2 separate regions of the Homo sapiens genome follow, and region 2 is linked to region 1. The links are chromatin contacts, found by Hi-C or POLR2A ChIA-PET in ENCODE. All regions are on one chromosome and are shown on one strand. The core of a region is the stretch at or near the end of the contact, and the rest is flanking DNA. Distances in the headings are between cores, read along the strand shown. Region 1 holds the start of PTPRF (protein tyrosine phosphatase receptor type F). Region 2 overlaps PTPRF (protein tyrosine phosphatase receptor type F).

Region 1 (5,923 bases), core at 2,471-4,970:
CCTCCTCACCAAGTCCCTAACACAGTGAAGCTTCAGGGCCTTCAGTGAAGGCCCGCTCAACCACTCCGAGGAACCTGGACTCCTTCCTCTTCCTCTCCTTCACTCCCACATCCAATAAATCATTCTGTCCTGACAAGTGTACCTTCAAGATGGCACCATGCTACCACCTATCAAAGCCAGCATCTTCTCTCACCTTACTTACCTGCACCCTCTTGCCCCACTGGGCATCCTGTCTCCATCCTTTTCCCATAGCCACAGAGCATTTTCTGGAAACATAAACCTGACCACAGCACACTCCACCCTCCCTATCCAAGCTTTAAACCTTTGGTGTTTTCTCTCTGGGTTCTCAGAGTAAAATTACAGGTACTTAACAGGGCATTCAATGCCCTCTGTGATCTGCCACATCTCTGAATACTTCACAAGTGACAACACCTCCCAGTCTTTATTCATACTGGTTTTTATCTATCTCAAGTCCTTTCTCTCTTCTTCAAACTCCTACTCATCCCTCCAAACCTAGTTCACATCACTTCTTCTTGGTCTCCTCTGGGACTCACCTCACCCTGACCTCCGAACTCTCCCCCGTCTCTTGATGAACTCTTGCAATGTTCTAACCCAACTCAGAACCGCAGCTGCTTTAGTTGAGCAGATGCCTGAACCTTAGGGGTGGGCTGCCTCTTCTACATAGCTGTTAGTCCCAAAGGAAGAAAGGCAGCCGGGGCCGAAAGCGCCTACCCCGGGGTCTGGCACACAGTCAGCAATCAATGACAGGTAACTGAATTGCTTTTGCAATCCCATGGTGCAACCTGCTCCCCCAAGGACCACGAGCTTCTCGAGGGTAGGGCCCTGACTGCAAGCTGGAACCAAGCACACAGCAGTGTCAGTCACAAGGGAAGTGACTGCCACTGCTGACGATGCACTGCCACACAGTTCCCTTGGATTCTTACAACAGCCCTGGGACCCAGTCCGGGTTGGATTAGCTACCCCATTTTACAGGGAGTGAAATTGAGACTCAGGGAGAAAGGGGCCTCTTTGAGGCCTGAAGCTGGAAAGTGGAGGAGCCGTGGTGTGTATCACAACCCCTCTACTGCAGGAGGTCTGGGTCCCCTCCTCCCCGCCCCCAGGGAGGACCCTCAAAGCTAGACTCCCATAGTTCAGGCTGATGGAAAAAAGGGTGGACTGTGCCCAAACTGCCAGGGCTAGTATTTTGCTGCGTATCCATACACTTCCCAGTAAAAGATGTGTAGCTAGTTTCCGTTTGCTGCAGTCTAACTCTGCCCCGCCAAATTCCTTCACCAACACCCAACCACCCCCTCCTCTCTTGGCAGCCTTGTACACCAAGCCAACCCGCCCAGGGCACACAAAGCTGGATAAAGGGGAGGTATCAGTAGTTGCAAGAAGAAGGAAGAAAGGGAGGAAGGAAGGAAGGAATTATGTTAAAACAATTTTCTTGTTAAAGGAAAGAAAGAGGGAAGAGGAAGAGCAGCTGGAAAAGGAAACTATAAAGGAAACTAAAAAAAACACTATAAAGACATTTCAAATAAGAGACTGAGCAAGTAAAATGTGCAAGAAAGTGCATATACAAAAATACACAAGGATGACTGTGCATGTGCACAGGTATGCTGCGAGAGTGTGCAGGCACAGATTTCTTGAGCCCTGGCCGGCATGCGGGCCCAGGTATGCGAGAGGGGGCAAGAAAGCAGCTGAATAGGGAGTGTGTGTGGGGGTGGAGGGGGTGAGCTGAGTGTGGAAATGAAGGCAAGAGGGTACGAGAAAGTGTGGCCTGTGCCTGGGGCTGAGAATGTAGGGGGTTGTACTTGGGGAGTTACACCTGCTCCTTCTTGAAGCCCTAGGCTCATTCATATAATCAGTAAAAAAACAGGGATTTTCATGCTCCCTGAAGCAAGAGTTAATAAGGAGCTAAGCACAGAAATTTCCTTAGATAGCCTGTCAGAACTCTCTTCTGGATCCCTCAGATCCCCGAAGCCTCCCAAAGGATTCCCCACCAGATCTTCCCTTCTCAGCAGATTCCTCCCCATGAGCACCCGCCTGGAACCACCACCCCACATCCTTTTCTACGCCTCTCACCCCAGTGCACTTCCCTGCTTCTCAGGCCAGATCCGACACCAGATCGCTCTGGATCCCTGCCCCTGTTCCTTCAAAAGTGGAGCCTTCCTCAACCTAATCCAGCCTCCCGGCCCTGCCCTGTGGCCCCTCAGGGAGATCCAGACAACCCCCAGGCTGGGGCAGCCTCCCTCTCCCATTTCACAGCTCAGGCAGGTAGCGCTCCCCACCCCCAACCTGCTCCAACTCAGGGGCCGTGCACTGGGGGGCAGGGGGGCTTGAAATGGGGAGAAAGTCTAGCCCCTCCCCCTCCGGGGTGGAAGAACCAGAGGGGCAGCATTCCAGGGAAATGGGGGGGCGCCTAGCACAGAGAGTGCAGAGACACCAAGAGATGGGTGAGAGACAAGAGGCAGAGACTTAAGGAGGGAGACAGAGACCCAGGGAGAGGAAATAGAGAGACCCAAGCGGAGAGAACAGACTCAGGGACAGGGAACAAGACGACCCAGGGAGACAGAATCGAGAGACCTGGGGAGAAAGAACAGAGTGACCTGGGGAAAAAGAATGGAGACAGCTGGAGAGACCCTGGGATTGCAGGGGCGTGAGATTGGGAGGCACTGACACGGGGAGGCAGAGACGCCGAGGAAAACAGAAAGCAGCCGAGACAGAGACGCCGGCACGGCGATGGGGAGCCGGGACGGGACGGGACGGGACGCGGGGCGGCCACTGAGTGAACTTTCGGAGAGGGTCCGAGTGGCCACGTCCTCACGGGACAGGTCGCTCCAGGGCCTCCAGGGCGTTGCACCCGGTTGGGGGCGGGTACAGCCCGTTCGGCCCCTCCCCATCCCGTGCTCGCGAACGAAGGGGGTGGGGGGGCTTCAAACTCGCGCCCGGCGCAGCCCGGGACCGCACGTGCGCCGGGGCCGCGAGCGAGACCCGGGCGCGCCGGCTGCGGATCCCCCGCCGGCTGGGAGGGGGCGCCTGTGCGGCGGGGGCGGGGGCGCGGCCTGGACCCGCCCGGAGCCCGGGGCTGGGGGGTCTGAGGGCCGCCCCCGGAGCGCGTCCGCGCTAGAAGGGGGGACGAGGCGGGACCGATGAGGGGGAGCAAGAACGCAAACGGGAAACTTTGCGCTGGGTGGGGGGGGCGGGCTGCGGCTAAGGTGCGGTGGAGAGGGAGGGAGGCGGCGAGGGGCGGCGGGGAGCGAGCCAGCCAGCAGCGCTGGGGGCGCGTCTGCCGCGGGGTGAGCGGGGAGGAGCCGCCAGGCTGGGGCGTGGAGGGGGGGCTTCGCCGAGGCTGCGGGCGCGGCAGGTGGGGGCGCGGCCCGGCCTCAGCGGCGCCCTCGTCCCCCCCGGGACCGCCCCCAGCTCCGCCGGGTGGACTAGCGGGGAGGGCAAGGAGAGCGGGGAAGGGACGGGAGCGGAGGGGGCTGGTGGGGGGCCGGGGGGTCACTCACCGCCTATCCAGGGGCCGTCGGTCCGCATGTCCCCCCGCAAGCCGCTAGGGCCGCTGCTCCCACTCCTCTGCCGCCGCCGCCTCCACCTGGTCCCGCTCCCGCCACCGCCACCCGAGCTGGAGCCGGAGCCGGAGCCGGAGCCGGAGCCCGAGCCCGAGCCGGAGCCGAAGCTGGAGCCGCCGCCTCTGCCGCCGCCACCGCTCCCGCCGCTCCCGCGCCAGCTCCAGCCGCGCGCTCCCCTCGCGCTCGCGCCCGCGCCCCTGCCCCTGCCGTGCGCGCCCCCGGCGGCGCCCCTCCCCTCGTGCACTCTCGCTCGTAGAGCCGCGGAGCCGCTGAGGCCCAGACAGGCCACAACCCAACGCCAAGTCGAAACCGACCGGAACCTCAATATTGAACCCGAACCCCAATAATGAACATAGACAGACCAAACTCTGATACTACATCCAGATCCTTCTAGTGGCTCCCAGCCCTAGCATGAACCTAATACCACTCTAGGACCCCATTTCCTCCCCATACAGATCTGAACCTGATACTGAGCCCACACCTTGCCCTAAACCCAATATTGAGTCCAAAGCCCTTAATCTGCCCCCAAATTAGCACAAGTAGTAATTTTGTTGTGAACCTCTATACTGATCCCAAATACCAATTCTGACTCTAAATCTCTTTATTACTTCTACTTGCCCTAACCTTGATAGTGACGCTAGCACCAACGCTGGACCTTAAATGGAACCCTGTACTAATGCTCAGCCCCCAGTCCCTAAATGAACCCTAAAGTCCAAAAGCTACCTTGCTATGGACCCCAGTTATCTCTCTTCTGAACCCCAAGCCTTACATAAAACTCCAGTACTGCTCTCCCATTCCCAGATCAACACCAATGCACTCTGAATTCGATTCTCAATTCCAGAGTTGGGATTGGGTCACCATAAAAGGACCCCCAAACACAGATACTGACCTGAAACCCCACCCAAACTTGAGACCATTTAGGACCCTAAACCAACCCAGCTTTAATAATAATCTTGGAACCCAAGATAAGACTGGCTTTGCAGAAACTCCACACAAAGCCCCTTCATCCTCATGTTCACCCTCCACTTCTCTGACCTAGTGTCAACCCCAAGCAGAGACTGACTAATACCCCAATATTATACCAATTCCAGCTGTGAACCTTACATTGGCCTCGGAATTAAAGACATGATAATGCCCTCTAAATGTAATTTAAATGTCAGTACTGAGTTTCTGACTTCTCATACCAAACTCAAATAATGACCCTAGAAATTTCTGGGTGAAACCAATAACCTACCTGAAGATTTATTCCAAGACCTACTGATCAGAGGGATTTGATGAGCTTCAATCCAAGCGCCCCTGCCTCCAGACCCCGCCCCCACGCAATCCGTGTTAAAACCACTTAAGAGTCAGCCAAAGCCACACCAGCTCTTTCCTATCTACCCCACCCCTCCTCCCCCCGCCGCTTGCTAGGCTTCACCATGAAGGATGGGGGACCTACCCCCACTGCCCTGGGTCAGGTAACTGAGCAGAAAAAGAGATGAGGTTTCTCCTCTGTGGGGTTTCTTCTGTGGGGTCTTTCTGATAACCCTGTAAGTTTGGAGTCAGGTGAGAAATAAAATTTGGAGATCGTTGAGGTGCCTGGATTCAGGGATCACGTGGTAATGTGCAGGGCATGGTTGCTGTGGTGTTCAGGGATCTGGGCTGAGGAATCAGGTTCTGGTAACCACCTGATTCACTGCCTGTTTTTGTCCTGAACTTGAATTCACAAACAGTGCGTGTGCGCCCCCTGGCGTATGAGGAGGGGATGGGACTGGCTCCAGTGATTCTGGACAATTTGGTTTGGATGACAAACGGATCAAAAATGAATATTTCCAGTGAGTGGTTTTTCACCATTGGTAATTTTGGTGCACCACGGGGGAGGTATTGCAAATTTTATGCATCTTTAAGCATTTTTGCCTTTTTTTCCAGAACTTTGAGGATTTAGAGATTCCCTCTCGGCCCCCAAATTTTAAAAGTATACTTTTCAGCCAATTATTCCTGCCCATTGCTGAGTTATTAAAACAGTTCTTTTCCTTGGCTTCATTGGCCCACCCTCTCCTCACTGGCTACTGTCTCTGATTCCTTTACCACCTCGTCTTCTGCTCTTCCGGGACTCTGTCCTAGGCCTCCTCTTTTCTCCTGCTCTGCCCCTTTTCTCTGGATCATCTTGACCACTACCAACCATATGCTGATGACTTCCAAGTCTCTATCTCCAGTCTGGGCCGCTCCTGTGAGCTCCAGATCCATATAACTAAGAGCCTCCTCTGTCCCGCCCACCCCAGATCTGCTTACCTTCAATACTGCCCGTCTCAGGCAGTGGCATCTTCAGCAATTTAATCACTGACATGCAGAGACCTTCCCTCCTGCAC
Region 2 (5,923 bases), core at 1,703-4,202, 51 kb before region 1:
GACAGCCACCCCCATGCCAACAGCTGGAGTGGCTGGCATCTCACTGCAGCAGCCCCAACCATCCTCCACCCACTGCTGCAGGCACAGGGCCTCCAAAAAGGAACAGGCCTCACCCTGGACAGTCTATTGACAGAAGCAACAGCAGGGAAAGAAAAACTGGAGCTGGGAAAAATGCACTCAGGGTCTAATCTTAGGCTCCAACAATGCCAGTATATTACCGTTCCCTGTGCATCCTTAGTGCTGACATTTTATAGACAATTTCCAAAACAGGGCCCTGCCATTTCTGGATTATATTTCAGCTGTAACTTTTAAGTCTAATTATTTGCGCTGACAACCCCCTATAATAGGGCGGTGCGGCGCCCAGAGGCATCAGCATTCAGTAGAGTGACAGCCTAATCGCAGGGGGAGGCAGCCCCGCAATCTGCATTCACTCAGAGAAATTTCTCTGATGAAAATAACACAACATTAAGGAGGGGATGAGGGGCAGGATCCACTGTATCAAGATAAAATAACTCTTTAATAAATAACCTTGTGGCTGCCGCAGAGCAGTAATTAAATGCCGGCAAACCCGGCACACAGTTTTAAGTAAAGCTGGAAAAATGTAAGATGCAATTATCAGCACCAAACAAATTACCAGCCCGGCAAATCCCCCTGGAATATTTAGAAACTCATGTCTGCCTTCCCGCTAAATATTTGTCCATGTGCTTATTTTTGGTGGGACCATAGGGTGGGGTGGGGGAAGGGAGGGGACGAGGGACCAGGAGGGTAGAGGAAGGGGCATGGAAGGAGCCACTCTGGGCTGGGCTGTCTCTGCTGATGACTGTTTTCTGGACGCCCTCGCAGATCTGCCCGGTCAGCAAAATGGTGTAACAGAAATGCCCCAGTGCTCAGCTGTGCATATGGATGGATGCTCAGGGCTGATATCTGAGCCTAGGCTATAGCCCTCCTCTCGACCGGCTCCCTCACCCTCACAGAGGAAACTCAAGCCACGGAGGATGTGGCAGAGGGAACGAGGATGGCCTGGGTTTGCTCCCTGAGGCTCAGCCTGTCCTACACTGCTATCCTGAACCCCCAAAACCCAATGGACAGGTGAGTCTCCTCTGACCACACAGACCATGTGATACATGAATGACCACTAGCCCCTGCTGCCAACCCCAGCATCAGTGGTGGGGGTCTGGCTCCAAGGGTGGGGCGGAAAACCAAGCCCCAAACAGACCTGCTCTGGAATGGGCTCAAGGACAGTCTCCAGGAAACCCTTCCTAACCTGTGGCTGAGTCAGGGGCCACTTCCAGGCTCCCATATGGATCCTGCTAAGTTGCAGCTGACCGTTCAGTTACTCCAGGTAGAAGCAACTTGAGTCTGAATGCAAAGCATCAAGCTAAGGAATGTCAGTTAGCTGGCTGGTGGGCTAAATTCCACCCTCAAACAGACACGGGAGCTAGCTGGGAAGCTTGGGCAGAGGGGCCTGGGGCAGGTAGGAGGATCTTAATTTGGATCTGGCTGGAGAAGGAAAAGACAACCTTATGGGAGACTTCCTCAGGGTGCCAAGATGACGCTACTCACCCTGCGCCATGGACACCAAGCTCCCTGAGGCAGACCAGGGCTGACTGCCCCATTAAGCCCTGGTGGGGGACCTGAGGGCCTCAAGGACAGGGTACACACTGCAGGACTTTTGCCCTGTGCTGCAGGATACTGGGAGGACAGCCTGCTCTAGCCTCTCGCCTTAATGTTCCAGTAGTTTCGGCTGAGCCTGGGTCTCTAGGCGAGGAGGGCGGTGAAAGGTCCCACAGGTGCACACAAAGCGCTACAGGTCTTACACCTCTCTCTGACCACAGCCCCCCACAACCATTCCTGAGCACCGCCTGGATCAGACAGCTGGCCCGGCCTGGGTGCAAAGGTGGGGTACAGTTTCATGCCATGCAGCATGCCCACCCCACCACCCTTGCAGGGGAACCAGGCTAAGGGGACATGCAGACACGTGGTGCACCAGGGACCCAAGCAGCAGGAACATGCAGGTCAGGGGTCTGCCCACCCATCCCTGGTCCTGCCTGCCCGCCGGCCCAAACAACAGAGACTGGCAGGCAGGCACGGCGCAGTGAGCCTGAGGGAGCTGACCGAGCCCGCTGGGCCCTACTGACAGGCGTGTCCCATCGATGGGCGAACTGTAGATGGATAAGAAGTGAAAAGGACCAACCTTCTCGCTGATCTGAGAGATGAGAGTTTGGGTTGATGGCAGAGTGCGATGAAGATGAGGAGGGAATAAAAAAAAGACAAGGAGAAACACAGAGAGAGTAAAAACAGGCCAACCTTCATCTGCCCACACAGCACGGAGACGAGACGAGACTCCTGTGCCCCCTCGCACACACACATGCACACAGGTGCACACGAACCACATCACTCACAAAAGACTCAGGACTCATGGAGGACATGGTGGACAGGGCTGAGGCCCGCCAGCAGGCGCCAGGGAGGCCGAGGGTGGGGCCGGGGCAGGTGAAAATGGGGCACAGGCAGGCCCCCATGCCTCACACGCACCCCACAGCTCAGACAGACCCTGTGGACCGGGCTCTGGGGTCAAGGCCCACCCAGCCCACAAACCTGCCAAGGTACAGGAGCCACTAGAAGCCACCCCCACACACACCACCGGTGTAAGGAGCATGTCTGGGCACCTGTGGGGAAAAAGGCACTGTCCCTGTTTTAGACAGCTGTGGCCCGCAGCCAGGTCCCTAGAGAAAGGGGGAAGGCTGGTAGTCCTGGCACAGGTAGGCCAGGCTCTGAGGAGGGCAGGGCTCCACCCTGGCCCCAGCAGCTGTACACCCAGAGAGCTGTAGATGGAAGGAGAGAATGAGTCACTCAGGGAGAGTCAGGTGGTGAAGGAGAAAGGCTCTGGCCCACCCAGCATGCCTGGGCCTGCTAGACTGTGGGTGGAGCTGCAGGCAACTGTGAACAAAGTCAGATGTAACTGGATGACACATCCCCCCACAGTGCTATCCGAGAGGCTACTGACTAGTAGCCGAGTGCTAGCTGCAGAGGCTACTGACTAGCAAGTGCTTCCTGTGTGCCTGGCAATGTGCCTGGTGCTTCACGTGTACTGTCCCATTAAATGTAGCAGTCGCGTGGCCTCAGAGAGCGACACTGGGAGCCCTGAGAATTTGGGGGACAGAAGGGAGATGTGAGGTAGACACCGAAGCCAAGTCTGATGAGGAGACGAAGCCTTGCGGCCAGTGGACACAGGTGAAGAGAGTCAGATGGGTGGAGACAATGGCAGTGGGAAGCCATCAGTAATTTCCCCCAGGTGACACGTTGCAACGTTTGTTTTGACTGAGGGGTGCCACTGGCATCTAGTGAGCTAGAGATGCTGCTAAACACCCTCCAATGCACAGGATGGCCCCTCACAACTAAGAATCGTCCAGCCCAAAATGTCAACAGTGCTGCGGCTGAGAAGTTCAGGGCTAGAGCCCACATCAAGCCGTCTGAGGCTCAGGAGCCTGCTGTGGGAGGAAACCTCGAAGCCTCTCTGCTGGGAGATGGGACGGGGTGCAGGCCAGAAAGCAGGCTGGCACTGGGGACTCCTCCACGGCCATCCACCCACAAGCAGGGCTCAGGATGCAGAGCTGGTGGTCAGCCCAGTACAGGCTGTCCCCAGGCGCTGGGGCTGAAGGGCCCCTAGTACTGCTGAGGGCAGAAGGCAGGGGTTTTGCCAACCATGAGATGACGAGCAGTGGGGGCACCAGAGGCAAGGCACCCAGGGAGCAGGGCCTTTCAGGTGTGCCTAAGTCCTGTCAGTAGGACAGTAGGGCCTATGGGGCAGGTTGCTCTTGGCAAAGCAGGGTGGTGTAGATTCAATTAGGGTCTACATGAGGCAGGTCCTGGGGACAGAGCTTAGAAACGGTCCTGAGACATCAGGGCCTAGAGGAACGTCGTATGTGTGTGTGAGAGAGACAACAGAAGTCAGGTTTGGCTGTTTTGGAGTCCCTGGCAAGTGGGGCTGGAACTAAAGGAACCCCCGTATTTCCTACCAAAAGGCATGTGGGGATGGAGCCAGAAGGGTAGATTCAAGAAGAGCTGGTAGAGTTAGGGGTTGGGCCATGGCAAGAGCCAGTCAGGGCCCTGCCTGAGTCTACCATGTGTAAACAGGGAGCCCCACAGACAGGGATGCTCCAAGGGGCTGCACATAAGAGCTCCCTGGGCAGTGACTGAGCTGCCAGCTACAGCAGCTGAGCTCAGTCGATCTCCAAAGAGACCCACTGCTCTGCCTCCAGGGCTGGGGCCAGTGTAACAGTGACTTCAGAGAATGCTGCCTAGTCAAGAGGACAATGCGGGGGTCCATCCACCTCTGGGCCTTCTTCTGCCTCAGCACTGCCTCCTGTAGCTGTGCCCTGGGAAATGTGCCCATAGGCCACGCCCTTGCAGCTGGCTTGGGTTTACAGTGGCTCTACTGGGCCTCTCCTCTCCCTGGTGCAGCCACATGCAAAGGCTTTCTTGCTGAGGCCTGGAACTGCCACTCTCGACCCTACAGTCTTGTGAGCAGAGCTCTAGAGAGCACAGCATTTGCGATAGTCAGGGTGGGAGGAGGCAGATCTTTGAGAAGGGTCATTCCAGCTGCTCCTCTGTTGGAGTGGACTCGCCAGCCCCAATGCCTGCCAGACACTCTGCCTGGGGCAGGGTGGGGCCAAGGCTGTGCCGCTTACAACTCCACTCCTCTAGGCCATTTGGGAAGTTTTCAGGCTCTTGTTCCTGAAGACAGACAAGCTGACCTGAGGCCTGAGCCTTGAGGAGTAAGACACCTGACAGTAAGCTAGGGGACCTCCCATCCCATGCCCCCAACTCTCATGAAGCATCTTTAATAGTCTCTGAAGCACAATTTGCCCACCACAAATAGTTCCTCTGCAGCTCAACTGGTCACCGAATGGGCTGGCAGCCTGTGGCCTCTCCAGAACCACCCTCTCCCATGACAGACAGCAACTCCTTGATAAGTGTATTTTGGTTGACAGCCTTGACAGCCTAATTCTCTCTGCTCTGAGTAAGCAAGTCTGACCACATGGCCCCAAAGAGTCGGACAGGCCACCGCCATCACCCACCACGTGCACTGGGTGGAGAGTCAGACGACACCCCTCAGGAAGCCGCGCTAAGCACTTGGCGTGATGGAATCATCACTGCAAGGAGCCATGTCCGCTTTCCTTTACAATCCCCTGGGTGGAGACAGTTGTACTTTTTTTTTTTTTTTGAGATGGAGTCTTGCTCTTTCACCAAGCTGGAGTGCAGTGGCGCGACCTTGGCTCACTGCAACCTCTGGTTCAAGCGATTTTCCTACCTCAGCCTCCTGAGTAGCTGGGATTACAGGCACGCGCCACCACGCCCAGCTAATTTTTGTAGTTTTAGTAGAGACGGGGTTTCACCATGTTGGCCAGGATGGTCTCGATCTCCTGACCTCGTGATCTGCCTGCCTCAGCCTCCCAAAGTGCTGGGATTACAGGCGTGAGCCACCACACCCGGTCAACAGTTTAACTTTTAATGACATCCATCTGTACAAGAAGGCTAGGTGAGGGGACAGTATGAGGGTAGAAGGGGCTCTCAGGGCCCCTTCTGGGCACATGTATACCAGACCCAGTGTGTTCTCAGGAAAGGGCAAGGTGGCCAGCTTTAGTCACCCCTAGGCTGTGAGCATAGCAGAGATTGGAAACCCCAAAACAGTCCCCAGGTTCCTCTCTGCTGGGAACTTGGACTTCCAGAAAGCACACTGTCCACTCGCTCCCAGCAAAGAACATCTGGAACACACCAGGTGCTCACCCGAGGCAACATAACCACAGGGGCTCACAGCTGAACACAAGGGTTCCTCCAGGAAGGCTCCAGGAAGACCTGGCCAGAGGATAGGCTCACCTGGCCTGGTCCGTTCCTGAGGCCTTACTACCCCAAAGCCCAGAGC

Evidence for each region. Hi-C counts contacts between places; a loop is a spot of excess contacts on that map. ChIA-PET counts read pairs that join two places held with the same protein, here RNA polymerase II (POLR2A). Pooled maps may share reads with other maps.
Region 2: a map of HCT116 shows a loop between it and region 1 (5-fold over the local background). The contact joins the enhancer-like site here to the promoter of PTPRF in region 1. A Hi-C loop is called at or near these places in 15 of 168 maps with a recorded cell type or tissue (Caco-2, Calu3, HCT116 and 11 more) and 7 of 50 pooled maps. POLR2A ChIA-PET finds 5 or more read pairs at or near these places in 6 of 52 experiments (GM10248, GM12878, H1 and 3 more).

What each region holds. Positions count from the first base shown.
Region 1 is chr1:43,528,680-43,534,602 of GRCh38, reverse strand. It overlaps PTPRF (protein tyrosine phosphatase receptor type F), which reads right to left and starts at 3,720. Exons shown (of 34, transcript NM_002840.5): 1 at 3,513-3,720. RefSeq lists enhancers at 672-1,171, 1,172-1,673, 2,302-2,874 and a silencer at 2,940-3,009.
Region 2 is chr1:43,579,365-43,585,287 of GRCh38, reverse strand. All of the region lies in intron 7 of PTPRF (protein tyrosine phosphatase receptor type F), which reads right to left. Among named protein-coding and RNA genes, the nearest start is that of PTPRF, 51 kb to the right of the region's middle. RefSeq lists enhancers at 2,774-3,043, 3,205-4,026. Within about 2 kb of position 2,952, at least 4 of the 41 ENCODE cell types and tissues checked have a DNase peak (open chromatin) inside an H3K27ac peak, as active enhancers do; they include HCT116, where a contact is called at or near this core.